Linked DNA regions of Homo sapiens: all the other regions are linked to region 1. A link is a loop called in an ENCODE intact Hi-C map of the cell type or tissue named here. Cell type or tissue: PC-9. All regions are shown on one strand.

The links. A loop is a pair of places that touch in the nucleus more often than their neighbours do. Peaks named below come from ENCODE experiments on the same cell type or tissue, not always from the same donor. Only the 100,000 strongest peaks of a DNase experiment are listed, where the experiment ranks them.
Region 2: a loop joins it to region 1, with 12 times the contacts of the local background. A loop is called at or near these places in 21 of 110 quality-filtered maps.
Region 3: it touches region 1 in a loop (27-fold over the local background); 22 of 110 quality-filtered maps call a loop at or near these places.
Region 4: a loop joins it to region 1, with 4 times the contacts of the local background. A loop is called at or near these places in 29 of 110 quality-filtered maps.
Region 5: a loop joins it to region 1, with 11 times the contacts of the local background. A loop is called at or near these places in 90 of 110 quality-filtered maps.
Region 6: a loop joins it to region 1, with 36 times the contacts of the local background. A loop is called at or near these places in 52 of 110 quality-filtered maps.

What each region holds. Positions count from the first base shown.
Region 1 is chr7:100,128,044-100,133,043 of GRCh38, reverse strand. It overlaps MBLAC1 (metallo-beta-lactamase domain containing 1), which reads right to left. Exons shown (of 2, transcript NM_203397.3): 2 at 4,549-5,000. The coding sequence ends at 4,848. Among named protein-coding and RNA genes, the nearest start is that of MBLAC1, 3.6 kb to the right of the region's middle. In PC-9, CTCF peaks have their summits at 51, 252 (motif pointing left), 1,722 and 1,921 (motif pointing right); DNase peaks (open chromatin) are centred at 241 and 2,653; H3K4me3 peaks cover 156 bases; H3K27ac peaks cover 743 bases.
Region 2 is chr7:100,404,675-100,409,674 of GRCh38, reverse strand. ZCWPW1 (zinc finger CW-type and PWWP domain containing 1) reads left to right here. Exons shown (of 18, transcript NM_001386010.1): 9 at 131-247; 10 at 1,016-1,136; 11 at 2,372-2,447; 12 at 2,877-2,981; 13 at 4,582-4,662. Among named protein-coding and RNA genes, the nearest start is that of ZCWPW1, 22 kb to the left of the region's middle. In PC-9, CTCF peaks have their summits at 1,713 and 1,912 (motif pointing right); a DNase peak (open chromatin) is centred at 1,924.
Region 3 is chr7:99,910,569-99,915,568 of GRCh38, reverse strand. All of the region lies in intron 1 of TRIM4 (tripartite motif containing 4), which reads left to right. Among named protein-coding and RNA genes, the nearest start is that of TRIM4, 6.5 kb to the left of the region's middle. In PC-9, CTCF peaks have their summits at 2,041 and 2,241 (motif pointing left); no DNase peak of the experiment used is centred here.
Region 4 is chr7:100,350,441-100,355,440 of GRCh38, reverse strand. STAG3L5P-PVRIG2P-PILRB (STAG3L5P-PVRIG2P-PILRB readthrough) reads right to left here. Exons shown (of 17, transcript NR_036570.1): 6 at 4,031-4,189; 7 at 2,963-3,179; 8 at 2,527-2,877; 9 at 2,318-2,444; 10 at 2,171-2,231; 11 at 1,958-2,068; 12 at 201-298. It also overlaps the pseudogene PVRIG2P. Among named protein-coding and RNA genes, the nearest start is that of MIR6840, 3.7 kb to the left of the region's middle. In PC-9, no CTCF peak of the experiment used is centred here; no DNase peak of the experiment used is centred here.
Region 5 is chr7:100,212,321-100,217,320 of GRCh38, reverse strand. STAG3 (STAG3 cohesin complex component) reads right to left here. Exons shown (of 34, transcript NM_001282717.2): 33 at 3,515-3,586; 34 at 2,940-3,314. The coding sequence ends at 3,306. It also overlaps the pseudogene CASTOR3P. Among named protein-coding and RNA genes, the nearest start is that of PVRIG, 5.1 kb to the left of the region's middle. In PC-9, CTCF peaks have their summits at 197 and 2,691; a DNase peak (open chromatin) is centred at 2,820; H3K27ac peaks cover 888 bases.
Region 6 is chr7:99,992,255-99,997,254 of GRCh38, reverse strand. LOC105375423 (a long non-coding RNA gene) reads right to left here and starts at 180. Exons shown (of 3, transcript NR_159960.1): 1 at 145-180. It also overlaps the pseudogene LOC100128334. RefSeq lists an enhancer at 2,678-3,179. In PC-9, a CTCF peak has its summit at 2,879 (motif pointing left); a DNase peak (open chromatin) is centred at 2,914; H3K27me3 peaks cover 1,648 bases.

The sequences.
Region 1 (5,000 bases):
CTCAGAGATCCACTTTCATTAGCTACTCCCTAACTCAGCGCCTCTCTTTCTTCTGTGTGTAAACAAGCTCCTTGTTCTACGTCTAGGATGGAGATGGTAGAAGCAGGGTTGCCAACAGAGGAGATAGGAGGGGAAAGGGGGATTTACTCCAGGTTTTGAGGCACAGAGAAGGAAGGGTTTGTCAGGGGTAGGGAGAGCTGGAGACCAGGGAGTTGGAGGCAAGCCTAGACTCCCCTCTGGTGGCAAGGGGAGGGTGTGCAGGTGCACCAGTGAGGATCAGGAGACAGAGATGCGAGTTATTCTCTGTGGGATTTAGCAAAACCCACAGACATACAGTTGTTTTTTGTTTGTTTGTTTTTTGAGATGGAGTCTCCCTCTGTCATCCAGGCTGGAGTTCAGTGGCACAATCGACTCACTGCAACCTCCACTTCCCGTGTTCAAGCGATTCTCCTACCTCAGCCTCCCGAGTAACTGGGATTATAGGTGCATGCTACCACGCCGAGCTAATTTTTGTATTTTTAGTAGAGATAGGATTTCACCATGCTGGCCAGGCTGGTCTCGGACTCCTGACGTCAAGTGACCCACCCCCCTCAGCCTCCCAAAGTGCTGGGATTACAGGCGTAAGCCACCACGCCCAGCCACAGACATATAGTTTTAAACACAAGAAGGGACCTGCAGATGTGTTTGGTGGTGGCTTAGACACTAGGCTTTGGGTCAGAGCCAGTATAAGACCGTATATGCCAGTATAAGTGGAGCACCTGCTGGAGACCTACCAGCAAGAGGAGGATTATGTTTGGTGAACCAAAACCTCCTTCCAGGCTGGGCGCAATGGCTCATGCCTGTAATCCCAGTACTTTGAGAGGCCAAGGCGAGAGAATCACTTGAGCCCAGGCAACACAGTGAGACCCCATCTCTATAAAAAATAAAATAAAAAATTAGCCAGGCATAGTGTTGTGTACCTGTAGTCCCAGCTACTCTAGAGTATGAGGTGGAAGGATTGCTTTAGCCTGGAAGTTCAAGACCAGCCTGGGCAACACGGTGACACCTCATGGCTACATAAATTTTATTTATTTATTTATTTATTTATTTATTTATTTATGAGATGGAATCTTGCAGGTATGAGCCACTGTGCCCGGCCCAAGACTCTGTCTCTAAAAAAAGAAAGGAAGGAAGGAAGAGAGAGAGAGAAGAAAGAAAAAGAAAGAAAGAAAGAAAGAAAGAAAGAAAGAAAGAAAGAAAGAAAGAAACAAAGAAACAAAGAAAGAAAGAAAAGAAAGAAAAGGAAAAGGAAAGAAAAGGGCCCGGCGCGGTTGCTCAAGCCTGTAATCCCAGCACTTTGGGAGGCGGAGGCGGGCGAATCACGACATCAGGAGATCGAGACCATCGTGGCTAACACGGTGAAACCCCGTCTCTACTAAAAATACAAAAATTAGCCGGGTGTGGTGGCGGGCGCCTGTAGTCCCAGCTACTCGGGATGCTGAGGCAGGAGAATGGCGTGAACCTGGAAGGCAGAGCTTGCAGCGAGTCGAGATCGCGCCACTGCATTCCAGCCTGGGTAACAGAGCGAGACTCCGTCTCAAAAGAAAAAAAGAAAGAAAGAGAGAAGCGGGGAGAGAAAGAGAGAGAGAAAGAAAGAAAGAAAGGAAGGAAGGAAGGAGAGAAAAAGAAGGAAAGAAGGAAAGAGAGAAAGAGAGAAAGAAAGAGAGAAAGAAAGAAAAAGAAAAGAAAAGAAAAGAAAAGAAAAGAAAAGAAAAGAAAAGAAAAGAAAAGAAAAGAAAAGAAAAGAAAAGAAAAGAAAAGAAAAGAAAAAGGAAAGAAAGAGGCTGCTGCGCTCCCGGGAGAGGGACGGCAGTCGAGACGGCTGCTGCTCCGCGGGCCTGCAGAAGGGGGCGCCAAAGATCACGAAAGTTAACAGCTGCCGCTCGGATGCCTGGAGGTAGTGGGGCCGGGGCGAAGTACCCAGGTAGGGGGGCTAAGCTGGAGGCTCCTGCAGCGCCTTCTCTTACCGGATGCCGGTCCCTGGAGGCTCCAAGCAGCTTTTCGTCCGGGAAATTTCCAGTGGCACTCAGTCCTCAACCTGAGAACTTAGCACTAGGAAACTCTGGTCTTTCCAGTCTAATGCGTATGCTCTCTTTGGTTAGAAAAGAAAAACCACGTGTCCCTTTTGCATTGGTCGATTGGAAATCAATCTATTATTCATTGCAGGAGCCGCCTCAGAATGCCATGAAGAGGTAAAGTCCACCTCTGTAGCGAGATTGCCTGGGTTGGAATCTCTGCTCTGCCAGTTACTCTTTGCCAATAACTTTCAGGGTCTTGACCTGTTGCCCATGCTGGAGTGCAGTGATGCAATCATGGCTTCACTGCAGCCTCCAACTCCTGGGCTCAAGTGATCCTTCTGCCTCAGCCTCCCAAGTAGCTGGGGCTGCAGGTGGGCTCCACCAAGCCCAACTAATTTTTTTTTTCTTTTTTTAGAGTTGGGGTTTTGCTATGTTGCCCAGGCTGGCCTCAAACTCCTGGGCTCAAGCAATCCTCCCACCTCAGCTTCCCAAAGCTCTGGGATTACAGGTGTGAGCCACCTCACCCAGCCACTAATTACTATTTATGTCATCTCTGTTGACTTAAGGTCAAGTCACTTAACCACTCAGCACTTCAGTATTTTCTTATTTGTGAAAAGGAATAATAGGCCAGGTGTGGCAGCTCAACATCTGTAATCCTAGCACTTTGGGAGGCTGAGGCAGCTGGATCACCTGAGGTCAGGAGTTCAACCAGCCTGGCCAACATGGCAAAACCCCATCTCCGCTTAAAAAAAAAAATACAAAAAGCCAGGCGCAGTGACTCACGCCTGTAATCCCAGCACTTTGGGAGGCTGAGGTGGGTGGATCGCCTGAGGTCAGGAGTTCGAGACCAGCCTGGCCAACATGGTGAAACCCTGTCTCTACTAAAAATAGAAAATTTAGCTAGATGTGGTGGTGTGCGCCTGTAGTCCCAGCTACTCGGGTGGCTGAGGCACAAGAATCGCTTGAACCCAGGAGGCGGAGGTTGCAGTGAGCTGAGACTGTGCCACTGTATTCCAGCCTGGGCAACAAGAGTGAAACTCCGTCTCAGAAAAAAAAAAAAAATGTAGCTGGGCACGGTGGCAGGCACCTGTAATCCCAGCTACTCGGAAGGCTGAGGCAGAGAAGTGCTTGAACCCAGGAGGCGGAGGTTGCATTGACCGAGATCGAGCCACTGCACTCCTCCAACCTGGGCAACAGAGTGAGACTCTGTGGAAAGAAAGAAAGAGACAGAGAGAGAGAGAGAAAGGAAAGAAAGAAAGAAAGATAATAATAGTACTTAGCTCAGAGCTGCGATGAGGAACAAATAAGTTAATGGATGGGGCTGGGCACGGTGGCTCACGCCTGTAACCCCAGCAGTTTGGGAGGCTGAAGGCTGAAGTGGAAGGATCACTTAAGCCCAGGAGTTCCAGGTCACAGTGAGTTTTGATTGCACCACTACACTCCAGCCTGGGTTACAGAGCAAGACTCAGTCAATAATAATAATAATAATAATGTACAGAAAGTGCTTAGAGCAAGTAGAACTGGTCTGCTCTGTGAGCTCTTAGGATCTCACTTCAGGCATCTGTTGCTGTTTCACCCCGCCCTACTCTGTGCCAGAGGTTGTCCAAGGTGCTGGAGGTCCCAAGCATAGGAGAGCCAGGCAGGTGTGGCCCCATCCCATGCCCATGGGAGCAATCCGGCTGCTGAAAGAAAACAGATATTAAATCATCACACTTGGGGAAGGGCACAGTGGCTCATGCCTGTAATCCCAGCAAAAAAAAATGCAGAGGGCCTGAGAAGGTAGGATCTTTTTAGGTCAGGAGTTCAAGACCAGCCTGGGCAACACAGTGAGACCATTTCTGAAAAAAAATGAAAAAAAAAAATTAGCTGATAGCCAGGCATGGTGGTTCATACCTGTAACCTCAGCACTTTGGGAGGCTGAGATGGGCAGATCACTTGAGGCCAGGAGTTTGAGACCAGTGTGGCCAACATGGTAAGACCCTTTCTCTACTAAAAATATAAAAATTAGCTGGACATGGTAGTGTGAGCCTGTAATCCCAGCTGCTGGGAAGGCTGAGGCACAAGAACCAATTGAACCCAGGAGGCAGAGGTTGCAGTGCAGTCTGCAGTACAAGATTGTGCTATTGCATTGCAGCCTGTGGGGACAGAGTGAAACCGTGTTTCAAAAAAAAAAAAAAATTAGTGGGGCATAGTGGCACTTGCCTGTCATCCCAGCTACTTGGGAGGCTGAGGCAGGTGGATGGCTTAAGCTGGAGGCTGCAGTGAGCTATGACTGCACAACTGCACTCTAGCCTGTGTGACAAAAAAATATGAACAAATACATAAGTCAGGTGACTAAGGGGTCATCTTTATGCCCTGTACCTTCTCTCAGCAACCTCCATCCTATAAGAAAGGGGCAATTGGCCAAAGTATGCCTCTGCTGTAGTTGTAGATTACCATGTTTGCACGATTATCATTGTCAATGCTTCACATTTACACTAGGGCACTATGATTTTCAATGCAGTTTCCATTTTTATTTTGGAGGCCCCTCCCACGAACCTTCTCCCATTTTACTGAGGCCCAGGGAGAATGCACAGGGAGCTGAGCCCCTCCTTTGATCTTAGTTTGGTGGCAGAGACAGGCAGTGATACTGACGATGTGATGGCAGTGTCAGGTGCACTCTGTCTTCACTAGAAAACTGGCCTCCTGGAAGGGCTGGAAGCTCCCACCCTTGACTGCTCTGACTCTGTCTCCAGCAGCTCTTCGCTGTTAGGGCTTCCCTGACAAGAGTGCAGTCCCTCTCGAGGCTGATTAGTGCAGGGCGGGCTCCTCGTCTCCGACCACCGGCTCCTGCTGGCTGTTCCCTCCACCCTCCGTCTCGGGCTGCGAGGCTTCCCTTAACACTCGAAAGGGGGGCCCGTGACCAGGTACGACCACGTCGGCAACGACCAGGACCCTCTTCCG
Region 2 (5,000 bases), 280 kb before region 1:
GGCTGGTTGATCTCTAATGTCTCTCTGGCTATGTCATTCTGGGAGTTGGGAGGGTTATCCTGATTTTAGTTGGATTAAAGAAGGAAGAGCATATTTTTAAGTCTCTTATTTCATTTTTTTCCTCTCACAGGTCAATGTCTGGTCTGGGTCCAGTGTTCCTTCCCAAACTGTGGGAAATGGAGGCGGCTGTGTGGGAACATTGACCCCTCAGTTCTCCCAGATAATTGGTCCTGTGATCAGAACACAGGTAGAAAAGACTGGAAATGTTTTCATTCATGTTTTATTGTTCCTCCCTTTCTTTCTCTGCACTTATCCTTTAGATTAAATACTACGTAAATATAGTTAGCACTCAGTGTCCTTGTAGTGCTTGGGAGAGAGGAAGGATCTGCCTCTCATATGGAGATGAATCTGGGCAGAAAAGGCTGGAGGAAGATGCCCTGTAAAGTGATCTTGTTGGGGAGGGGCCTGGAATCTAAATACATGAGCATTGGTCTGCCCCTGTCAATCCTGATTAAAATATTGGTATTGGGTTGGTGGATAGGGAGGGATATAGGATATATCGGGGAAAACAGACGAGAGAGATCTGGTGCGCTTAGAATTCTAGGCTGTTTGGAACTAGTTGGAAGAGATGATGATGATCTTGTCCAGCCCAATTATTTTACAGATGAGAAAACAGAGTCTCAGAGAAATTATTCTTATGGTGCTCCATAGACAGGAGCACAGTCAGACACGCGGGCATGCAAGCAGGAGTGTGGAATCTCTTCCTGGAGTATGAGGAGGCACCATTCCTACTGCCTCCAGCTGCATTTCAGCTGGTTCCAGCTGCATTTCAGCTGGTTCCAGCTGCATTTCCTCCATGGGTCTTTATTCTTCCTCTGTGCTGATCTCCCAGGTGCCCCTTTGGTCCCACCTGCTGCATATACCAATTTCCTTCTTGTTCTCTCCCCAGCTCTCATCCAGCTCTTTCTCTTAAAGAGTCTCTTCCTGTCCCTTCATTCCTTCTCTCTTTCAGCAGATGTGCAGTATAATCGCTGTGATATTCCTGAGGAGACCTGGACAGGGCTTGAGAGTGATGTGGCCTATGCCTCCTACATCCCAGGATCCATCATCTGGGCCAAGCAATACGGTTACCCCTGGTAGGGCATTATGACACAGTCAGAGCATCCTTCACAAACTTGGGAGAGGTAGATTCAAGCAGGGGTGGAAGCAAATGGAAAACATCTGTAATTGAAATGGTTCTGGCCTTAGAAAGAGCATGGGGTGAGAGAAAAGATAAAGTACCAAGCCTGGAGGCTTTGAAAGAGTGTATTTTCTGGAGGTTTCAGCATGGAGGTGATAGCTCCCTGGAAAAAAGGGTCTGATAGTGCTACCCCAACTGGTAGAAAGAAGAGGGTGGATCTGAGGCATTTAAAAATATTGAGATTGGCCAGGCGCAGTGGCTCACACCTGTAATCCCAGCACTTTGGGAGGCCAAGGCGGGCAGATCACCTGAGACCACAAGTTTGAGACCAGCCTGGCCAACATGGTGAAATCCCATCCCTACTAAAAATAGAAAAATTAGCCAGACGTGGTGGCGCGTGCCTGTAGTCCCAGCTACTCAGGACGCTGAGGCAGAAGAATCACTTGAATCCGGGAGGCAGAGGTTGCAGTGAACCAAGATTGCACCACTGCACTCCAGTCTGGGCGACAGAGTGAGTCCCCATCTCAAAAATAAATAAAAATATTGAGATTGAGAGAGACAAAGTAAAGGGAACAAGGAAAAGTGGGATAGTTTCTTCTTTGGAGATGTCTCTAGTCGAAGATTTTGTTCTTAGGATTGTGGATGGCTCAGAAGGGTAAGATACCTTCACTAGGTATATTCTGAGCTCCTGTGTGCATCGATGGAAGTCACTTTCTCACGAGTCATTCAGTAGTGACCACTAGAGGGGGATGATGGAAGGGGAATCTATTTTTTGGATCCTTTTTTTGCAAAGCATACTGCTGGCTGAGCGCAGTGACTCACGCTTGTAATCCCAGCACTTTGGGAGGTTGAGGTAGGAGGATTGCTTGAACCCAGGAGTTTGAGATCAGTCCTGGCTATATAGTGAGACCCCATCTCTGCAAAAAATAAAATAAACAGCTGGGTGTGGTGGCATGTGCCTGTAGTCCCAGCTCCTCAGGAGGCTGAGGTGGGAGGATCACTTGCGCCTGACAGATCAAAGCTGCAGTGAGCCATGGTTGTAACACTGCACTCCAGCCTGGGTGACAGAGTGAGACCTTGTCTCAGAAAAAAAATCATACTGCTCTTCTCTGTGCATGTACATTGATGAGGTTGTGTTCTGTTCATCTAACCCCTTCTCTTCTGTCCCCTACACCCAACTATCTTCTCCAGGTGGCCAGGCATGATAGAATCTGATCCTGACTTAGGGGAATATTTTCTTTTTACTTCCCATCTTGATTCCCTGCCGGTGAGTTTCCTGGTTCAGGGTAAGAAGGAGCTCAGGCCAAAGTAATGAACAAATCCATCCTCACAGACGTACAGATAAGAGACATGGACATAGCCAGCAGACACAAGTGAAAACAGACACTTAACTAGGATGACAAACACAGAGATAAGTGCTCACACATATAATAGAAACAAACTTGTATCTAATTAAATATTTATCCACTGTCAGGGCATTAGTGGTTTTGATAAATACGCTTTGGCTAGGATTCCTGAGGTTAGAATGGAAGAACAATTGCAACGAGGGTAGGGTAGATGAGTCAGGCTTTGAAAGGAGTATGTGAGGCCCAGCACCTCCTTCTGGGTGAATTCCCATTCTCCCGATCTGTTCTGGCTAGAGGAGAAAAGCAGGGAGCAGGACAGGAGTCCGTAACAGGATCATCTTTTATTTCAGTCTAAGTACCATGTGACGTTTTTTGGAGAAACAGTTTCTCGTGCATGGATCCCAGTCAACATGCTAAAGAACTTCCAGGAGCTGTCCCTGGAGCTATCAGTCATGGTGAGCACATCTTGGGGTTCTGTTGTGATACAGAGAAAACAAAATCTTCCTTTTCTTAAACCTCATTTTCTCCCAGGGTAAGCCATGTCGGGAGAAAGTTCTGTGTCTGACCAGGTGTGCCAAGGGTGAGGTAATTCATGAAGGACTCTTCTTGCTCCCAGGACTGCAGCAGGGCAATTTTTTTTTTCAGTCCCCTTCCCTGCCTACAGATTGGGGGCCATTCTGAAGATGAGGTTTTTTCTACAGTTTAGCCAAAGCAGGTGTGGCAGAAATGAGGGCACAGATTAACTCAGGATTTCTCAGTCTCAGCACTATTGGCATTTCGGGCGAGATAATTTTTGGTTGTGGAGGGCTGTCCTGTGCATCGTGGGATGTTTAGCAACATCCCCAGGCTCCAGCGGCATCTAACCAGCAGCAGCCCCCACCTCCACCCTGCCCATGGTTGTGACAACCAAAAAATTATCTCCAGCCATTGCCAGGTGCCTTCTGGGGGGCACAGTCTACCCGGTTGAGAACCATTGGGTTAGCACCATCATATTTCCTCCCTGTAGTCACTTTGGGTTTGACCAGCCTTGCAATTGAGCAGAGGCTCAATGGCTCAGGGGCCTTAGAAAATCAAGCAATGAGTATTAAATCAAACAGCTGGATCTAAAGGAACTTGTCAGAAGCTTCAAAGTGAAATCACCTGGGCTCCTATAATCCTGTTTTCAAATTTCCATGGGATTCACTTTGGAGAGGACACCAAAATGTTGGTTGAAAATATTGCTAGGGCCAGGTGTGCTGGCTCACACCTGTAATCCCAGCACTTTGGGAGGCCGAGGTGGGCAGATCGCCTGAGCTCAGGAGTTTGAGACCACCTGGCAACATGGTGAAACCCCGTCTCTACTAAAATACAAAAAATTTGCTGGGCATGGTGGTGTGTGCCTGTAGTCCCAGCAGGAGGCTGAGGCACAAGAATTGCTTGAACCAGGGAGGTGGAGGATGCAGTGAGCTGAGATTGCACCACTGCACTCCAGCCTGGGTGACAGAGTGAGACTGTCTCCAAACATATACATATACCTAGTTAGGAATTGGTAAGACGTCTATTAGACGGAAGGGGGGTGTTATGTCCGATCCCTAAATATTAAGAATAGGAGTATCGTATCAATACTAGGAACTGGAAATAAATACTGTAGTCGAAGAGAATGTCAGATGGGTAGCAGTATGCTGGGGTCACTTCTCTAATATTTATTAGTGACTCTAATCTTTTTCTTTTTTTTTTCTTTTTGAGATGGAGTCTCGCTCTGTCCCCCAGGCTGGAGTTCAGTAGTGTAATCTCGGCTCACTGCAACCTCTGCCTCCTGGGTTCAAGCAGTTCTCTGCCTCACCCTCCCGAGGAGCTGGGGTTACAGGCGCCCACCACCATGTCCAACTAATTTTTGTATTTTTATTAGAGACGGGGTTTCACCATCTTGGCCAGGCTGGTGTTGAACTCCTGACCTCGTGATCTACCTGACTCGGCCTCCCAAAGTGCTGGGATTACAGGTGTGAGCCACCGCACCTGGTCATGACTCTAATCTTTAAGTCAATATTTATCATTGGCTCTAATCTTCTATTTCAGAAAAAGCGCAGAAATGACTGCAGCCAGAAACTGGGGGTGGCCCTGATGATGGCTCAAGAGGCAGAACAGATCAGCATTCAGGTGGGAGGGTGTTCAGACCACACCCATTCCTTTCCCTACTCTTGGACAAGGGGGATTCTTTCTCAGTCCAGACAAAGATGGTTTGTGCTAGGGGCCATCCTACCTCTATATTTCACTTCAGGTTTCAGATATAAGTGCCCTAACCTCTCTTTTCTGTGGAGTCAGTTTTTATGCTCAAATTCTGTTGGTGGGGGTAGGATAGAGAGTAAAAAACAGTGAAAATTTCCCCTCCAAATTTCCCTTATTTGTTGAATTAGAAACAAACTGGAAATAGAGATTATAATTAGTTAATCTCCATAAAAAGTCAGATAAGCCTAATGTGTAATTTCAAGTGAAAA
Region 3 (5,000 bases), 220 kb after region 1:
ATATACTCAGATGGATGGACTGTGTTTTAAAAGTTGGATAGCTGGAAGTTCCCTAAATCCATGGAAAATATCCCCATCCTATACCCGTTATGGTGAGGGGAGAAAAAGAGAAAAGAGAAAGAGAAATAGCTTCATAAATCTCCGGATGCAAATTGTTTGCATGGAAAAGGCCTCCAAGTGCAGCTCTTTTTTCCTTCATGCCTGACTCTAGGAGCTAATCCCTCCATTCTGTTAATTAATTTAAGATGTTTATTGAGCACTGGCTTTGTGTCAGATGCTGTGGCACGGCACCAGATGCAGCACTGGGAATCCAGTGGTGAACAAGACAGGTAAAGGCTTTCCATGGAGCTCACAGTCCAGTTGGGCTGAGGGTGGGAGGTAGATAGCAGACAGACAAATAAATGAAATAATCACAGATGGTGATGGCATGCTGGGAAAGAAAAAGAAAGTGCTATCCTAGGCCAGGCGCAGTGGCTCACGCCTGTAATCCCAGCACTTTGGGAGGCTGAGACGCGAGGATCCCTTGAGGTCAGGAGTTTGAGACCAGCCTGGCCAACATGGTGAAACCCTGTCTTTACTAAAAATACAAAAATCAGCTAGGTGCGGCGGTGGGCACCTGTAATCCCAGCTAGTTGGGAGGCTGAGGCAGGAGAATTGCTTGAATCCGGGAGGCGGAGGTTGCAGTGAGCCGAGATCATGTCACTGCACTTCAGCCTGGGTGACAGAGCAAGACTCCGTCTCAAGAAAAAAAAAAGAAAAAAAGAAAAAAAGAAAAAGTGCTATGCCAGAGAAGGGAGCAGTCTTCTCTTAGGAGGTGACATTGCAGCTGAAACTTGCTGGATGCAGAGTCTGCCATCTGAGGAACTGTGGGAAGAGGCCCTGAGGCGGGGGAGAGCTGGATATGTTTATGGGGTAGGAAGAAGGTCTCTGCACCTGGAGGACCAAGAGCAAGGGGAAAGGTGGCATGCGATGTGAAACGAGATGTAGGCAGCGGTCAGCTTATGTTGGGCCACAATGAAGTGTTCAGATTTTCTTGGTGAAGAGGAAAGCCAGTGAAGAATCTTGAGCAGGAGAGTGACAATATCTGATTAGTTTTTAGAAAAGTTATTCCAAGGCCAGGTGTGGTGGCTTATGCCTATAATCCTGGCACTTTGGGAGGCTGAGGCAGGAGGATTGCTTGAGTCCGGGAGTTCAAGACCAGCCTAGGCAACTGTGAGATCCCATCTCTACAAAAAATACAAAAATTAGCTGGATGTAGTGATGCACATCTGTAGTCCCAGCTATTCGGGAGGCCGAGACTAGAGGATCACTTGCACTCAGGAGTTCGAGGCTGCAGTGAGCTATGATCGTGCCACTGTGGCTGCGTTGTGGATATTGTATGAGAGAAGGACATGACTGTAAGTAGGGAGGGCAGTCGGGAGGTTATTGTAGTTGTCAGACAAAAGATGATGGTGGCTTCAACTAGCGGTGGCAGTGGGGTTTGGCATGTAGGTAGATTTGAGGTATATTTCCAAAGTACACCTACCAGCTTGGATCAATTGCAGAAGTTACAGTGACTGAAATTCATAGAACTCAAGAGCTGGGATGGTATTTAAGAGACATTTGGTCCAGTTGTCTTCATTTTATAGTTAAGGAAGCCTTGATCCAGGAAATAAGCAAGGCTGACTTGCTCACAGATGCACAGCTGGTTTGAAGGTCTAGAGTGAAACTAAGATCTTTGGAAGTTTAATGTTGTTTGAGCTACATGATCACAAGTCAGTAAATGTCTTCATTCTATAAAAGTATGCTCTTTTATTACACTTGTGTTTTCATATACGTATAATTTTCTGGTGCTAAATTAAGAGAAAGTGATTTTTAAAAAAATTATTATTTTTATTTATTTATTTATTTATTTATTTGAGATGGAGTCTCACTGTGTTGCCCAGGCTGGAGTGCAGTGGCGCGATCCCAGCTCACTGCAACCTCCACCTCCCGGGTTCAAGCGATTTTCCTGCCTCAGCTTCCTGAGTAGCTGGGATTACAGGCGTGTGCCACCATGCCCGGCTAATTTTTTTTTGTATTTTTAGTAAAGACGGGGTTTCACCATGTTGGTCAGGCTGCTCTGGAACTCCTGACCTCGTAATCTGCCCGCCTTGGCCTCCCAAAGTGCTGGGATTACAGGCGTGAGCCACCGCACCTAGCTGAGAGAGTGATTTTTAAAATTTCTGGTATTTCTAACCCAGATTGAAATGCTTGGTGTTGCGCTCCTGCCACCTCCTGGCAGTTTCTGTTGTTGCAGGGAAAGTGTTTTCTAACTTCCACCAAGGCTGTCAAGTTAACTCACCTCCCAGTTTAGATTCCAACTGTGGCCAGATTGAAAAAAACTTGGGTAGAGTCTTGAGTAGTAGAACCATATGAGAGAATTCATGCATACTGACTTGTTAAGGCTTTTTAAGACATAGAAAATCTCTATTTAGTAGATTATTATATTTTTCATTATCAAGCAAAGTGAAAACTTTCAAAAACTTGGTCCTATTTGAAGGAACTAATATATATCTCATTACAAACCTCATATACATCAAATTTGACAGTGACCACAAAGCGGCAGTTATAATTGAATAAAGTGAAATTACATGAGAGAGTAGCAGGGTTACATGCCTATTAAAGTTAACTACTAGAGATAGTAAATAGATGATATAATGTTAGGAAACATCATGGTAGAAACAGAATAGCACAGATGGTATTGTGCCATTTAACAGAACTGTATGAATCCCTTTTATAATTTAATTTTGTTTTCCTATTTCATTTTACCATGAAAATTTCAAGCATACATCAAAGTTGGAAGAATTTTGTAGTAACACCAGTGTACCCACATGTAGATTCTACCATTAACATTTGACTCTTTTATCACATAGCTGTCCATTTGTCTGTATCTCTCTGAATACATCAATTCTTATTTCCTTTTGATGCTTTTAAAATTCAATTGCAAACAAAATACTTCAGCATGTATATCATTAACCAGATTTAACATTTGTTTATGGTATTATTTTTTTTTTTTAATATGTAGAGTCTCATTCTGTTACCCAGGCTGGAGTGCAGTGGTGTGATCTCGGCTCACTGAAACCTTTGCCTCTGGGTTCAAGCGATTCTCATGCCTCAGCCTCCCAAGTAGCTGGATTACAGGCTTGTGCCACCACACCTGGCTATTTCTTTTGTATTTTAGTAGAGACAGGGTTTCACCATGTTGCCCAGGCTGGTCTCGAACTCTTGGCCTCAAGCTGTCCACCTGCCTTGGCCTCCCAAAATGCTGGGGTTACAGGCGTGAGCCACCGTGCCTGGCCTATGGTATTTTTTGAGGTAAAATTTAATACCATGAAAAACACAAATCTTAGTTGTACATTTGCTGAGCTTTGACAAATGCCCTTCTCAAGATAAAGGATATTACCATCCAGAGAATTCTTTCATGCCCTTTCCCAGTTATTCTCTGCACCCTTCCCCTACCAGGGCAACCACCGTTCTGATTTTTTTTCAAACACAAATTAGGTTTTGCCTGTTCCAGAACTTCATATAAATGGAATTCCATTGTCTGTATGGATCCTTTTGCTCAGCATATTGATTTTGAGATTTATCCATTTTTGTATAGGTTGGTGCAAATGTAATTGCGGTTTTTGCCATTATTTATCCACCTTCCTATCAATGAATACCTGGACTGTTTCCAGCTTCTAGCTATTGTGAATAAAGCTGCGATGAATATTCTTGTACAGGTCTATTTATGGGTACATGTTTTCATTTTTCCAGGGTCTAGGAGTAGAATTGCTGTACCCTAGGATTAATGTATGTTTAGTTTTACACTGAACCTTCTTCCAAAATGGTGGTAGCATTTCATTCGCCTGCTAATGTTGTGTAAGAGTTCCAGTTGCTCCATACCCTTGCCAACTTTGATGTTATCAACCTTGTCAGTTATTTAACTTGATTTTAACCATTGTCACTTGTAAATGATTGGATGAAAAGTTATACCTATTAGTAATTGTTAGTTTTCTGGGGAAGAATTTAAAAAGTTGTACAGATTATTTTTTAGTTCTAATCATTTCTTTTCTTTTAGTTTTTTAAATTTATTTTTAATTTTTTTAATTTTTTGTTTATTTTGACATATAGTGAGACTTACAGAAAGTTGCCCAGGCCACCCTCCAGCATTTGACACTATTCACTAGTTTTGTAATTTAAATGGTCTCTTCCTTTGGCATAGGAGAAACCATTCTCTCTTGGTTTTTCACCAACTGCTCACCTTAGCTTCTTTGCAGGATTTTTATTTTCTACATACTGCTTAAATGTAGTTGTTGCCAGTTCTAGCCTTGATCCTCTTACTCTATAGAATCTTACTGGGTGATTTTACGCTCACCCAAGGCTCCAACTGCCACCTGTGCTTTAATCCCGAAATCTGCTTCTGCAGCATAGATCTCCTTCCCAACTCTAATTGCTAACATATCCACTTGGATGTCCCACAGGCATCTCAGACTCAATTTATTTAGGTGAAATTTATTTTCCTTCCTCCCATTTACACACTGCTCTTCTTCCTATATTTTCTAATTTGATAAATAACCTGCAGTCCATCCAGTTACTTAAACCACAACTGAGGGGCTAAATCTGGACCCTTTCCTCCTGCAGCCATTTGATCATCAGTTCCTGTGGGTTTTTCTCTTGTGTGTTTCTCTAACATTTCTGCTTCCATCTCTGCACTCGCAGCTGACATCCTACTATCGGGTGCTGCCCCTCAGCCCAATTTGTCAATGTTGATTGACTTGCTTTATTTTTTAATAACTTACTCGGGTTTTTAAATTACAAAAATGGCATATGCCACTTGTAGAAATTAAAGCAAAAATGCATAAAATTTCTAGTACCCCACCTCCAAATTCGTAAGCCATTCTTTTTCCTTGGAAGTCACCAATGTTAATACTTGGGTATACATCCTTCCAGATTTCCCTTGCTTTCACATACAAATACACACACATAGATAAACACGT
Region 4 (5,000 bases), 220 kb before region 1:
AATCCAGCCCGTTAGCCCAGCAGGTGGCCATGGGAGAGGCATGGGATGCAGTGTTCAGCAGAGGCAGGGAGGGGGCCAGGACCCTGCCCATTTTGAGAACTGCTGCTTGTATGTCCCCACCTTCCCCCAACAACTATCCTCCTTTCCTCACCAGCCACGTCTATGCCTGCCCCAGCCCCTTGCCCCTCCTTGGCACCCACCTTGTTCTTGCTTTCCCCTTGAGATCAGGAATGAGGCACAGATGTCTGCTCTCACTGCCTCCCTTCACGGTACTGGAGTCCTAGCCAGCGCGCTATGCCTGAAGGGAAATACAAGTGCTCTGTGTCTTCTTCAATTCTGTATTGATCTATTTGGCCTCCACCCATCACAGGGCCCATATTATCTATATTTCCTGCATTCTTGGCCTCTTTTTAGTGGGGGACATGGTCTCGCTCTGCCTGTAGGTGGGACTATAGGCACGCACCACAGTTCTCCCCTAATTTTCTTTTTTGCAGAGACGTGGTGTCACTGTTACCCAGGCTGGCCTCAATCTCCCAGGCTCAAGGCATCCTCTCAGTGTGCTGGGATTACACATATGAGCCACAGGGCTGAGCCCCTTGTACATTGCCAATGCTCTGGCATCTGGTGCCTCACTGACTAGGGAGAGACTCCCCCTCCCAGGGGTAGCTGACTGTAAAATTTTTACATCAACTTATTAAATCAGCTGGTCAATTTTGACCCAGAGCCATGCTGAAATTTTGATTAAGAAGCTCCTATTCAGGCGGGGCACCGTGGCTCAAGTCTGTAATCTCAGCACTTTGGGAGGCCAAGGTGGGTGGATCACCTGAGGTCAGGAGTTCGAGACCAGCCCAGCCAAACATGGTGAAACCCGTCTCTACTGAAAAAAAAAAAAAAAATACAAAAATTAGCGGACACGATGGTGCACATCCGTAGTCCCAGCTACTCGGGAGGCTGACGCAGGAGAATCACTAGAACCCGGGAGGTGGAGGTTGAAGTAAGCCAAGATCGTGCCAATGCACTCCAGCCTGGGTGACAGAGCAAGGCTCTGAAATCCAGCCAGATTTCAGGCAAGTCCTCCTACTTTCCAGCCCTGCCTGATGCCAGCTGTGGAAGGAGGGCATCAGGACTCTAGCCCAGGCCACAGCAGGGAGCCCGGCAGAGGGACGCCAGGTCAAATCACAGGGACTTTTCTCAGGCTGAAGCCCCAGGAACCCTTGCTGCTGTCCTAGGACATGGTGGGATTGCAGCAGGGACCATCCCGCTGGGATCCCCCAATTCTGTCTAGGAAGCCACAGGTGTCCCTCAGGAAGCTCCCCCAACCCCCCGCCACCCCAAGAAGCCAGGACAGATCTCTAAGACTGGGACACTGCCCTCTCCCTGGGCCAAACCCAGCCCTGCAAGGAGGCCCCAACCCACTCTGGTTCTCACCTGGCTTCTGCCTCCCAGGGGTGGAGACTTCCTCCCCAATCTCTTCACCCCCAAAGAAGCACAGCCAAGGCCCATGTCAGAGGAACTGTGTTGCTGACTTAGTCACAGCAGGAAACGACTGGAATGGGGTACTGTTGCTCACACACTCACACCTGTGCCCACACACACCCACACATGCACACACACAGACCACATCTGCAGCAGGTGGGCCTGGCCAGGCACCTGTGGGACACTTATTAGAGGCCCAAGAATAACGTAAGGGGGTGGCACCCAGGAGGCCTGGGAAGGGGAAAGCCCAGTGGCCTCATGGTCTCTCTCATTGAACTCCTAAGGGTCCCTCCATGGCCCTGGGCCCCAAGGGTCAGGGAAAAGAGTGAGGCCAGGACCAGTGCAGGGAGGCCTCTGCCCAGCCTAAGCGTAGAGTCCATTCTCAACAGAGACAAAGCTGCCATGTGCAGGGATGGATGTGGAGGCCCAGGCAGCAGGGCCCTGGGGCCAGTGTGCGGTGTGGGTGGGGAGTGATGCCCACCAGGACGGCCCCCTGTCGGGGGTGAGCTGTGTCCAAAGTAGCTGGGCAGCAGCTGGTGTTGATAGTGGCATAAGGGACGTGGAGAGCAGCCTGGGAGGCCTGGCTGGGTGCCTGCGCGGGGGAAGGAGGATCAAGTGAGTCTGTACAGCTTGGGCCCAGCCCTGGCCCCCCCTACCCCTGCCACCTCATCCCCAAAGCAGCCCCCCTCCTCACCCATGCTCGTGCTCTCAGTGCCTAGGAGCTGGTGTGGGATGGCTGGAGCCTAGGGGCAGGGCTGGGAGAGAGCAAGGATGGTCAGAGCTCTGCACGGCATGTGGCCAGCCCAGTGTCAGGGGGACGTGGACAGGGCCCAGGTCTCACCGGTGCTTCTGTCGGCACAGCAGATGAAGGAGGTAGCCACAGTCAAAGAGAAGGACTCCTGAGACCCCCAAGATCCCGGCCAGGTCTGCCCGCAGAATGGGGGCAGGAGTCGGCGGGACAGAGAGCCCTGGGCACAGAGGCAAGAATCAGATGGATGGCCAGTTCCCGAGCCCCTCCCTGCCCTCCTGGACCCCTCACCCCGGCCCCACCTGGGTCTGAGCTGGGCGGGAGGCTCCCACAGGCCTCCCAGGAGCCCTCAGGGAAGGACGCAAACTTGCAGCAGAAGGTGGTGTTGGCGCAGGGGCTGCTGGCCCCAGAGCCTTCCAGGATGAGAGAGATGCTGCTCTGGGTTTCCCAGCGGGCCTGGCGAGCAGGGGCCCATTGCTGGATGCCAAGTTCCGGGTGCAACACAGCCAGCGTGGTCCCCCCAGCACCATCGGGGCCCCCCCTGCTCACAGTCACCAGGGAGATGGAGCCAGACTCCAGGAACCCACAACGGATGGTGAAGGACGAGAGCTCGGTGGCCTCCATCCGAACTTGTACTCACACCTCCGGGGTCCCTGTGGAACAGCAGCAAGGTGGGTGGGCTGTCGTCCTACATCACCCTCCCTGCAGCCCCTGCCCCTCTCTGGTGCCGGCACTCACCTGCAGTGACACGCAGGGTCAGCAGCACCCAGGGCAGGGCCAGGGTCCGGCGCCCCATGGCCCCCTCCAGTCCGGGTTCTGGGGGCTGCAGGGCCGGCACCTGTGCCTCTGTTCTCATCGCAGGAAGTCTTCATGTTGTCAGCAGCCAAACAGCCACTTCCTTCTCTCCTCTCACACCTTCCCCAGAGGTGGTGAGCACAAAGTGGCTGATTCCCTTCTTAAAGTGACAGTGAGGGCCTGCTCAGTCCCCAAGGCTGTGCTTCCAGGTAACAAGGCAGGGCGGCACAGGTGGGTGAGAACTCAACCCTGGCTAGGCCTGGGGAGGCCAGGGGAGGGGCAGAGAAGCTGTCAGGGGCTAGAAGGACTCCCCTTCCCTGGACAGCAGGGGGTGCCGGGCTTCCCTAGGAAAGGGCTCTGTCCTGCCCCTCACCCAGCTAAGGAATCTGGGAGGAGAAAGCCCCTGGGAGTGGGAAGCCAGCAGGGAGGACCTGAGAGCCACCCCAGCATGCATGACCCACCACCAATCTGACGTGGGTCCCACGCTTAAACCTGCAACCCAGGCCTCCCCCACAACCCCCAGCCTGGCTCGCCCACTGCCCACTCATACCTCCTGATCTACCCTGAATGCACCCCATACTGGGCTCTGCCCCAGGCGCTGTCTCCCTTGTCATAGGTGATGGCAACGGCTTCTGGCTGCTCAGGCCCAAAGCACAACCACCAGCGCCTCTTCCCTTTCACCTCCAATGCACCAGGAAATCCTGTTGGCTTCCCACCCTGACCAAAGGACCACTTCTTCTCAACATCCCCCTGCAACCCCCAGCCCCTGCTACCTTCTGACTCCAGACCTAATCTAATATTCTCCTACCTGGAAGAGCAGGAACAATGGAGAATTGGCCTGGCTAGTTTCAGTTCTCACCGCAGTGGCCAGAGTGACCCTTTCGAACCCAAGTCAGGCAGGCCACTGCCCTTCTTGACTCTCACAGCCCATGACACCCAGAGCCAATGCCTCAAGGGCCATCCATGTCCTGCCATCCCCACTTCCCCTGCCCTCCTACCTCAAGTGCATACCTCTGAGTTGAATTAAAAGCAGCAAGATTTGGAGGTGACCGGGAGGAAACAGGCTGGCCCTTGCCGTGAGGTGTGCACAGACAGGGAATGAGAGGCCAGCACTTTAGGATGAGTCCAGGAGTTCAAGACCAGCCTGGGCAACATGGTGAGACCCTATCGCTACAAAAAAAAAAAAAAAAGAAAGAAAGAAAGAAAAAGAGAGAGAGAGGGAGGGAGGGAGAGAGAGAGAGACAGAGAAAAAGAGAGAGAAAGAAAGAAGAAGAAAGAAAGAAAGAAAAAGAAAGAGAAAGAAAGAAAGAAAGAAAGAAAGAAAGAAAGAAAGAAAGCAAGCAAGCAAGCAAGCAAGCAAGCAAGCAAGCAAGCAAGCAAGCAAGAAAGAAAGAATTAGCCAGGAGTGGTGGTGGGCACCTGTAGTTTCAACTATTTGGGAGGCTGAGGTTGAAGGATCGCTTAAGCCCAGGAGGCAGAAGTTGCAGTGAACTGTGATTACACCACTGCACTCCAGTCTGGGTGACAGAGTGAGACCCTGTCTTGATAAATAAATGTTGCTCTGAATTGCTTCACTGCTTATGTCACTTTGAGGATGCCAACCTACCAGAATGCTGCTAGGCAGCAACAAGTGACCCTTTCCAGGGATCAGTTTGCTTTGTGTGCTGTGAGCCAGAATCCAGGGTCCAGTGAGAGCCCAGGGTGCTGTCTTAAGGTTGATCTCGTCCACGGTGTGGTAAGGACTGAAGAGACAGCCCTGTCCCAAGTCACCTCTCTGGGTCCTGGTTTGCCCCTGTGTCAAAGACTCATCATGTCTGCTTAATCCTGTGGTGCTGGCTGGATGTGGTGGCTCATGACTATAATCCCAGTACTTCCGGAGGCTGAGGTGGGTGGATCACTTGAGCCCAGGAGTTTGAGACCAGCCTGGGCAACATAGTGAGACCCTGCCTTTACAAAAAATAAACATTAGCCGGGTGTGGTG
Region 5 (5,000 bases), 84 kb before region 1:
GAGAAGCCAGAGCCCTGGGCTGTCCTGGACGGCCAGCAGGGGGCTTGCTGGCATGAACCCTTCACAGCTGAGCCTGTCAGGGTGAGGGCGTGCACAAAAAAGTATCCACAGATGTTGTGCAGTAGAAATAAAGAAACATTCTAACCTTTTAAGACAAAAAGACAGTATCGCTTCTTGGCCTTTTGGCCAAGATCAAGTGTAGATAAAAACATTGTAAGTCATGATTCCCTTGGAATACGATCAGTATTGTGAGGGAAGAGAGGCAAACCCCCAGCCCATCACCACACACTGCAGCTCACACACTTCAGGTTTTGTGCTCCCAGACAATGCCTGTCCTCATGAGAGCACTGTTGTCTGTGCCGGGAAATCATCCTCTGACCTGTTCACAAGTCTTCTAGATGAAGATTTTCAGCGGGTTTGGATCTATTTAAAAAGCGGTAACTGCAAAGAGGCACCTAATCCACTTGATTTGCCTGTTTTTGAGAGGTACTCCTGGCAGTTATGAAGGTCATTAAAAGTATCAGAATAAATTGAACTTTTTTTTTTTTTTGAAACGGAGTCTTGCTGGGTCGGCTCACTGCAACCTCCATCTCCCAAATTCAAGCGATTCTCCTGTCTCAGCCTCCCGAGTAGCTGGGACTACAGGCTCATGCCACCACACCCAGCTAATTTTGTTGTATTTTTAGTAGAGACGGGGTTTCACCATGTTGGCCAGGATGGTCTCAATCTCTTGACCTCGTGATCTGCCCGCCTTGGCCTCCCAAAGTGCTGGGATTACAGGCCTGAGCCACCGCACCCAGCCCTAAACTGAACTTTCAACTGAACTTCAGAAAATGTTGAACCATGATTTTAAAAAATGTTTCTCACTTTGCTCTAAGCCCTTTTTTAAGAGCAAAAAGGCATTTTGCAGTGTTAACCAATGAAATATTTTAAAACACTTATTTCGTCAACTCATGTTACATTTTAAATGTGTATAATATAGAAGAATTAGTATATGTTTATATAACTTACAATTTTTTAAAAAACTGATACAAATGTCCAAAAGTTGGGAGTCTTATGACTCTTAAGGCCCTGTTCCGGTTGCTATGGCTACATAACAAACCCCTCCAGACTGAGTGCTTTACATCTTACTATGCTCATGGGCTCCACGATCAGGAATTTGGAAAGTGCACAGAAAAGATGGGCTGTCTCTGCTCCCTGATCCCTGGACCTCAGCTGGGAAAACTGAAAAACAGGGAAGGTTGGAATCATCTGACTCCCATCTGGACTGAATCTGGCAGCCAACATGGATGTTGGCTGGGACCTCGGTGAGGACTGCTGGCAGGAACACCTACACGTGGCCTTTTCCTTTGGCTGCTGGCCTTGCTCACAGAATGGTGACCGGGTTCCAAGTGTGAACCCAGGTACAGGAAGAGACAGGAAACGGAAACTGCCAGTTTCCTTAAAATCTGGGCCCACTAACTAGCATGGCATCATTTCTATCATCTTCTATTAGTCAAGCATCACAAAGCCCATATTCAAGAGGAGACAACCTAGACCCAGCCTCTCAATAAACAGTGTCAAAGGCTTTAGAGAGCATGGTGTCAAGCTCCCAGATTCTAAGGCTGTGACTCAACCCAGTGCACTGGGCTGCCTGGCTGTACACAGGTGTCCATATTGATGCAAAGCCCCCAAGCTGCTCTTATCCTCTTGTGAAGCACCCTTAGCTTGGTTAGTATTTAAATAATTCAGGAATCTTTCCCCTCCTGGATTTTGAGAGACCTCCACATCTTCTCCTCAGTTCTCCCACTCTGTTCCCTCATCCCACAAAACAGGCTCCTTTCCCCAGAACTATTCTACCTGAATACAGGCGAAAGATCGCTCAATGAGTTAGCCTTCCCCCACACCCCAGCTCTGACTCCCCGAGGGCTACCTTTCCAAAAGGAGACTCAACCCAATTTCTTATAGCTTTCATCTGGGAGGGGCAGGTGGGGGCGGGGAGGGAGAATGAAAGGGGCGAGGTGGTCTTGGATGAGTGACCTGATTGCAGGGAGTCACGGCTTTTTCTGCACACATCACTAGCTGGATGGCTGTGTCTGACCTAGGAGACCACAGTGAGAACCTGTCACTAAAGCAGGTGCCCATGATGGGAAGAACTGGAAATTTTATCTAAAGAGAGAGGCTGAAGCATTCCTTAAACCACAGAAGAAAACAGTGAAAGTACAAAATGACAACAGCCGTCTTCAAATACTGCTTGTCAGAGGGACAAGAGAGAACAGAGGTGCTGTGCTGCTCCACAAGGCAAAACAAGAGCAAACAAGTCTGTCTGAGTTTCAAGAGGCTGGCCCTGAGGCTGCACTGTGGCAGTCTAGGTGAGAGACGATGGTGACAATGTGTGGAGGACATAGGCCAGAGAATTTTCTTCACCAAGTCTTGACAGAATTTGGTGAAGAACTAGCTGGAGAAGGCAAGAGTGAAGGTGACATTGTCACTTGGATTTTAGGGTTGGACATTTAGAGTAACTCCTTAGTTTCCTTTTAACTCTCAGATACTGTGATTTGATCAAATTCCAAATTATGACAGGTATCTTTGGGATGAGGATAAAATTTCCTTTGGAAAGAACCCGTGGGTGAAGGCTGCCAGGACACATGGCCTGGCCTGGCTCACATGGGTGAGACAGGTAGCTTCACAAGGTCCTGCTCCACTCTGCCACCTGTCAGCACAACTTTTACTACTGCAGAGGCTGTGGCCACTAGATAAACTACTCACAGGCAGTCAAACTCTCCCCATCTCTACTGCCTCACCCCACCTCTCAGTTACTAAGCAATACTTCCTGGAGAGCCTGTAGACAAAGCACCTGCAGGGTGTGGGGACATCTATATGCTGGGCCATGGGACAAGGCGGACCAAGAACCTGACCTCCATCAGTTTAACGATCTCAAGCCACACCTTGGGAACGTGTGGATTCAAACATGTTTATTGAGCGAATCATTAGGACACAAAATAGGCTGAGAAAGATGTTCCAAAAATCCAGGAGACTATGGGCTATTTCCATTAAACACAGAGGTGCTGCCCTTCTCCACTCCAAACAGAACAGGAAAAAGGCAAGGGGACTGGGCCACAGTGCATTAGGGAGGACAGGGTCTCTCGGCTTCTCTACCCCAGAGGGAAAGGTTAGGTTAGAAAAACAATGCCCAACTCTTTCCCCTCAGAGCCCAGGGCTGAAGCCTGGGGGAATGCTTCATTTTGCTCCTTTTCTCTTTGCCTTTTCCAAATGGTCACATTCTTGAGGTAGGGAGTGGAGCTGGGGAGGGGCCCAGAGTCCTGTCAGAAATCCTATAATGAGAAAGATGAAAGGAATACACAGGACACAGCAACGGGCCAATGGGCAGACCATCCTCCCCTGGGTTACCCTCAAAGCCCCAGAGACAGCCCAGAGGGCCACCCCCAGGCTATGGCCTGTCAATTTGATGAGTGCACGGGTTGCCTGCCAGCATTTCCGAAGGATACATAACTCCTGCTCTGGGGACACTCACCTCAATATCCAGCTCTGTAGAATCTAAGAGGTCCAGCCCGCGCTCACTGGTGGAAGAGTAGCTACTTGCTTGCTAGAGAGAATGAGGTTAAAAGTCAAAAAGGCCTTTACACACTCCTGTCACTTCGCAAATAAAAAAACCAGTTCCTTTCCCAGCCTCATAAGAACAAATATGGGCACAGCAGGCCCCTATGGCACCTCCTGGGAGGGAAGTCAGTGTGGGCACCAGGATCAGGCCTGACTGCAGAGCGCTTCTTGGCCTGCTGACTGAGCCCCTTAAATGACTTTGTTTTGGAAACCAGAAAACGGATTTTTTCTGAGATGTTAGGAAATAATATTTTAACAGAGGCCTTGCTCTCTAGTCTCTGGTTTGAAGGTATCATTGTTTGGTTTCTCCTTCTGAGCACAAGACTCCCCTGTTCTGTTCTATTCTGTTCTTTTTCCTTCCCTGCAGAGAAGAGAACAGAAGAATAACAGCAGAAGATACGCAGCCTGTAATGGACTGAATATCTGTGTCCCCCTAAACCCACATATTGAAATCCTTCCCCCAGTGTGATGCTGTTTGGAAGTGGGGCCTTTGGGAGGTGATTGGGTCATAGGGGTGCAGCCCTCATGGATGGATGAATGCCCTTCTAAGCCCAGGCCAGAGGGCTAGCTTGCTGTTTCTCCTCCAGGTGAGGATACAACTAGAAGCCAGCAGTCTACAGGCTGGAAGAAGGCCCTCACCAGAACCCAACCCTTGGACTTCAGCCTCCAGAACTGTGAGAAATACATACCTGCTGTTTGTAAGACACCAGTCTATGGAATTCTGTTACAGTAGCCTGAACTCAGACATAGCCCTTTTCCATTTATAAGGTGGTTTTACCTTATATTTTATGTAAAAGGTCCATTTTATTTATTTTTGAATTGTTGATTTTTTTTTAAGAGACACGTGTTTACTATGTTACCCAGGCTGGACTCCAACTCCTGGACTATTGATCCTCCTGTCTCCACCTCCCGAGTTGCTGGAACTACAGGCTAACAGCTCTGTTTTAAAGATGAGAAAATGGGCCCCACGCAGTGGCTCACACCTGTAATCCCAGCACTTAGGGAGGCTGAGCCAGGTGGAGCCACTTGAGGTCAGGTGTTCGAGATTAGCCTGGCCAACATGGCAAAACCCCGTCTCTACTAAAAATACAAAAAAAATTAGCCGGGCATGATGGCGCGTGCCTGTAATCCCAGCTACTTGGGAGTCTGAGGCAGGAGAATTGCTTGAGCCCAGGAGGCAGAGGTTGCAGTGAGCCGAGACTATGCCACTGCACTCCAGCCTAGGTGACAAAGAGAGACTCTACCTCAAAAAATAAAAATAATTAAAAAATAAAGATGAGAAAATGGAGGCTGAGGAGGGGTAAAAGCGCTAACTTGACATGGAGTTGAGGACTAGCACTCATGTCACCTCACTCCAAATGCCAGGCTTTTCCCACTACACCAGCAGCAGTTCCTCCTGG
Region 6 (5,000 bases), 140 kb after region 1:
GGAAAGAAGAGAGGGAAGGAGAGAGGGAGGAAGGACAGAGGGAGGGAGGAGGGAGAGAGGGAAGGAAGGAAGAGAGGAAGGAAGAAAGGAAGGAAGGAAAGAAGGAAGGAAGGAAGGAAGAAGGAATCGAATTCAGCGGCTCACCTGTGGAAGAGGAAATCCATTTACAATGCATCCAGGCCTGAGTTTCAGCTGAGGGGTTGGAGCATGGCTGATTATCATCCTGGCTTCCCCCAGAGACCAAGGAAACTGAGGCCTGGAGCAAGTTCTTGCTTGCTCAGGGTCTCACAGTGATCCGGGTCAGAAGCCAGGACTTGTGGGACCACGATTTGTGCCCTTTGCACTGCCTGGACTGCCTCTCATCATAAATGAATACGGATAAAATTCGTTATGCTTTCAAAGTGGTAGGAAACACATGACAGATCAAAGCAGACAAAATAGTGTGCAAGACTTTTGAGAAGACGCCTCACACTCGTCGGGATGGCTACAGTTTAAATATCCCTTATCTGAAATGCTTGGGACCGGAAATGTTTCAGATTTCAGAATTTTTTTTTGACTTTGGAATATTTGCTTTACTGGTTGAGCAGCCCTAATCCCAAAATCCTAAGTCTGAAATGCTCTAATGAGCATTTTCTCTAAGTGCCATGATGGCCCTCAAGTTCTGGTTTTGTAACTTTTGGAGCTCAGATATTTGGATTAGGGATACTCTCCCTGTACTAAAAACAAACAAACAAACAAACACAAAAAACCACCACCACCACCAACAAAACAAAACAAAATAGCAGGTGTTTGGTGAGGATGTGGACAAATTGGAATCTTTGTGCATTGCTGGTGGGAACATAACATGGTGCAGCCCCCGTGAGAAATAGTACAGCGCTTCTTCAATAAAATTAAAAATAGAATTGGCTGGTGTGGTGGCTCCCGCCTGTAATCCCAGCACTTTGGGAGGTGAAGGCAGGCGGATCATTTGAGATCAGGAGTTCCAGACCAGCCTGACCAACATGGCAAAACCCTGTCTCTACTAAAAATACAAAAAAAAATCAGCTGGGCGTGGTGGCTCACGCCTGTAATCCCAGCTACTCGGGAGGCTGAGGCAGGACAGTTGCTTGAACCTGTGAGGGGGAGGTTGCAGTGAGCAAAGATGGTGCCACTGCACTCCAGCCTGGGCGACAGAGCTAGATTCTGTCAAAATGAAATGAAATGAAATGAAATAAAATAAAATAAAATAATCTCTGAAGGCTAAAGAGAGAAATTGGGTCAGCTGAAGAGTTTACAGATTTGCAGAGAATAGAGGCAAGGAAGCTTTGTGAACTACTTTTAGGTTGTGAAACTTGGTCTTGATTCAGCCCCCACATGGTCTTCATATACAAAGCTTCTTTGCAGAGGAAGCTCTTTGGAGAAAGATAACTGGTGAGATAGAAAGCACAGCCAAGAGATAACAAGGGAGACTTCTCTGGAGAATTTTGTGGATGAAGAGGAAAAACAAATCCATAAGGTCATGGGGATAATGAGTTATTTGAAATCAGAAAGAGTGATTAACATGGAGGCGGGGCGCAGTGGCTCATGCCTGTAATCCCAGCGCTTTGGGAGGCTGAGGCAGGCGGATTGCCTGAGGTCAGAAGTTCGAGACCAGTCTGGCCAACATGGTGAAACCCCATCTCTACTAAAAATACAAAAAAATTAGCCGGGCGTGGTGGTGTGCACCTGTAATCTCAGCTACTCGGGAGGCTGAGACAGGGGAATTGCTTGAACCAGGGAGGTGGAGGTTGCAGTGAGCCGAGATTTCGCCACTACACTCCAGCCTGGGCAACAGGGCGAGACTCCATCTCAAAAAAAAAAAAAAAAAAAAAAAAAAAGCAAACCAAACCAAAGCACACAAACAAATAAACAAACAAAAAACATAAGGCAATTCTCTACAGGTGTTTTACTGCTAGAAGATCATGCTCCTCATTTCCTAAAGACTCACAGAGAACAGAAGACTGGTTGCATGAGAAGTGAATAACAAGAGGTTATAGTGCTTATTTGGGTTGGGGGCAAACATGACATTTCAATATTAACTTGTTTATTTATTTATTTTTCGGTTATACATCATTGCTGGTATATGTACTTTATTTTATTTTTTAGAGATGGGGGGTCTCGCTATGTTGACCAGGCTGGTCTCGAACTCCTGGCATCAAGCCATCCACCCATCTTGGCCTCCCAAAGTGTTGGTATTACAGGTGTGAGCCGCTGTGCCCAGGCTAACTCGTTTTTTTTCTTTGGTCCAGCAAGGCTTGTGAATGTGTCTGGGAACGACGTAAAATCTGGCTTGAAAAAAAAACTCTCAACTCAAAGCTCCAAGACAGAGCTGAGATGCTTTTGAAGGAGACAGCCTCATTGGTCTCCTTGTCGGAGAGGCCCCAACTTATCAGTAAATATTGGTTAACATCTATCATCTGGTGGGACTAAGCATGGAACCAATTGCCCTTGCACAGAAGGCCACGTATTGTAGTATTCAACATAGATGGAATGACCAGGAAAGGCAAAACCACAGATATAAAAAGTAGATTAAGGCCAGGCGCGGTGGCTCACCCCTGTAATCCTAGCACGTTGGGAGGCCAAGATGGGCGGATCACCCACCAGCCTGGTCTATATGGTGAAACCCCGTCTCTACTAAAAATACAAAAATTAGCCGGGCATGTTGGTGCGCGCCTGTAATCCCAGCTACTCGGCAGACTGAGGCAGGAGAATCGCTTGAACCCAGGAGGCGGGAGGCGGAGGTTACAGTGAGCCGAGATGGCACCACTGCACTCCAGCCTGGCGACGGAGCAAGAAAAAAAAAATAAATAAAAAATTGCTAAGATTGTTATTAAATCCGCTGGGAGAGTCTTTCATCATGTTAGCAGGATCATTGTGTCCTCTGGTGGCAATAACACGCGACTGCAACTGACTTGCCTGTGCAGAAAAATCTTTCCTGAATCCTGAAAGCTGCATTCTGTTCTATTAGCTTAAGAAGGAAATCTGACACTGATCCGCACGGTGTGTTTTATGATCCTGCACATAAAGATTAGGTGCTCAAGGATGCAGAGGAGCCCACTGCTCCCAGAGCAGGTGCCTGAGCCTAGGAGGCATCTGACCAGAGTCTCTGTCGCCCAAGCTGGAGTGCAGTGGTGCGATCTCGGCTCACTGCAACCTCTGCCTCCAGGGTTCAAGCGATTCTCCTGTCTCAGCCTCCCAAGTAGTTGGGATTATAGGCACGCACCACCATGCATGCCTGTAATTTTTTGTATTTTTAGTAGAGACGGGGTTTCACCATGTTGGCCAGACTGGTCTCAGACACTTGACCTCAGGTGATCTGCCCGCCTCGACCCCCAGAGGGCTGATATTACAGCGTGAGCCACCGTGCCTGGCCGAACGACAGGATTTCAAGCCTGAACTCGAGAGGTAGCCCAGACTGGGGATCTGCACTGGGAAGTCATCCGCAAGGACGTGGTGGCTGGAGCTATAGACAAAGGGAAAGTTATCCAGGGAGAGTGAGGGTGTGGAATGGGGAGAGAGAGGGCCCGCAACACAGTCCTAAGGAACACCAGCACTTTTTTTTTTTTTTTTTTTTTTTGAGACGGAGTCACCCAGGCTGGAGTGCAGTGGCATGATCTCGGCTCTTTGCAACCTCCACCTCCCAGGTTCAAGCAATTCTCCTGCCTCAGCCTCTCAAGTAGCTGGGATTACAGACGCCCACCACCATGCCCAGAATTTTTGTAGTTTTAGTAGACACGGGTTTCACCATGTTGGCCTGGCTGGTCTTGAACTCCTGACCTCAAGTGATCCACCTGCCTAGGCCTCCCAAAATGCTGGGATTACAGGCATGAGCCACCGTGTCTGGCCCAGTTATCGCTTTCTGAGAGAGGAGTTTCTCCAAAGTTTTCAGTTTGACATAATCAATATAACCATCCTGCGTATTAGGGGATGGCTGGTTCTTCACTCCTTCAGCATCTTTGGTTAACCGGTACCTCGACTTGGCCATATCCACAGGTGGGGGAGGTCAGGAGATGTCACCCCTAGTCACTGGGGCTGTGGGGAACATGGTCTCTGAAATGGAACAAGGCTGACCAGGCCGATGGATGGCTCACAGTGTCTGCTGGAGGTTCCTTTTGCTGCTCAGGGCCAGGGCGTGGCTGGAGGAAGAGGCCCCACCCAGGAAGTTCCGCAGGGGCTTACACAGTCTTCCCAGACCCAGAAGCACAATCTCCAAAAGAGTGAACAAGAGACGGAACCCACTGACCCCAAACATGGCTTTTAGAAAGATGATCTTCTCCGAGGGGTGGGAAAAGGTGCAAGTTAATCTATACGGGCAAGGCTCTTGGCCACATGCAAAGGAGCTGGGCATCTGGAACCCATACAGGTGGTACTGCAACCCCGGCGCTGTCCCCTCCAGGACCAGCTGAGCTCCCAGCTGAGCCACATAAGCTCAGAGCAGCCTGAGGCTTCCAGCCCCTGGGGTATCTCTGCTGCTCTCCCCTCCCTGGATCAGGGTGTCCTCTTCCTCCGTCCCCTTTCATGATTCTTCCCAGTGCCAGATCACGTGATACAGAGTGAAACCCATGTAGAGGACGCTAGGTACAGCCACCAAGATGACCTGGAAGACCCAGAAACGCAGCGGGGAGAGCGGGTGGAAGGCATCGAAGCAGGCAGCCTTGCAGCCCGGCTGCTGGGTGTGACACACGAATTCACTCTGCTCATCGCCATAGACTCCAGGCCCACTGGCAGCCAGCAGCACAAGGCGGAATCCCAGGAGCACGGGAAACAGGAGGCGCCCCACGGGGGTGGAGTGCCAGCTCTCCTCCGCCAGCAGCCACCACCTCAGGAACCTGCCACACATCCTGTTAGGGAGTTTTAAAAAAAGATTATTACACGTTATTGATTTTTTGTTTTTAAAGACCTCTGTTGCCCAGGCTGGAGTACAATGGTGTGATCATAGCTCACTGCAGCTTCCAACTGTTGGGCTCAAGCAATCGTCCTGC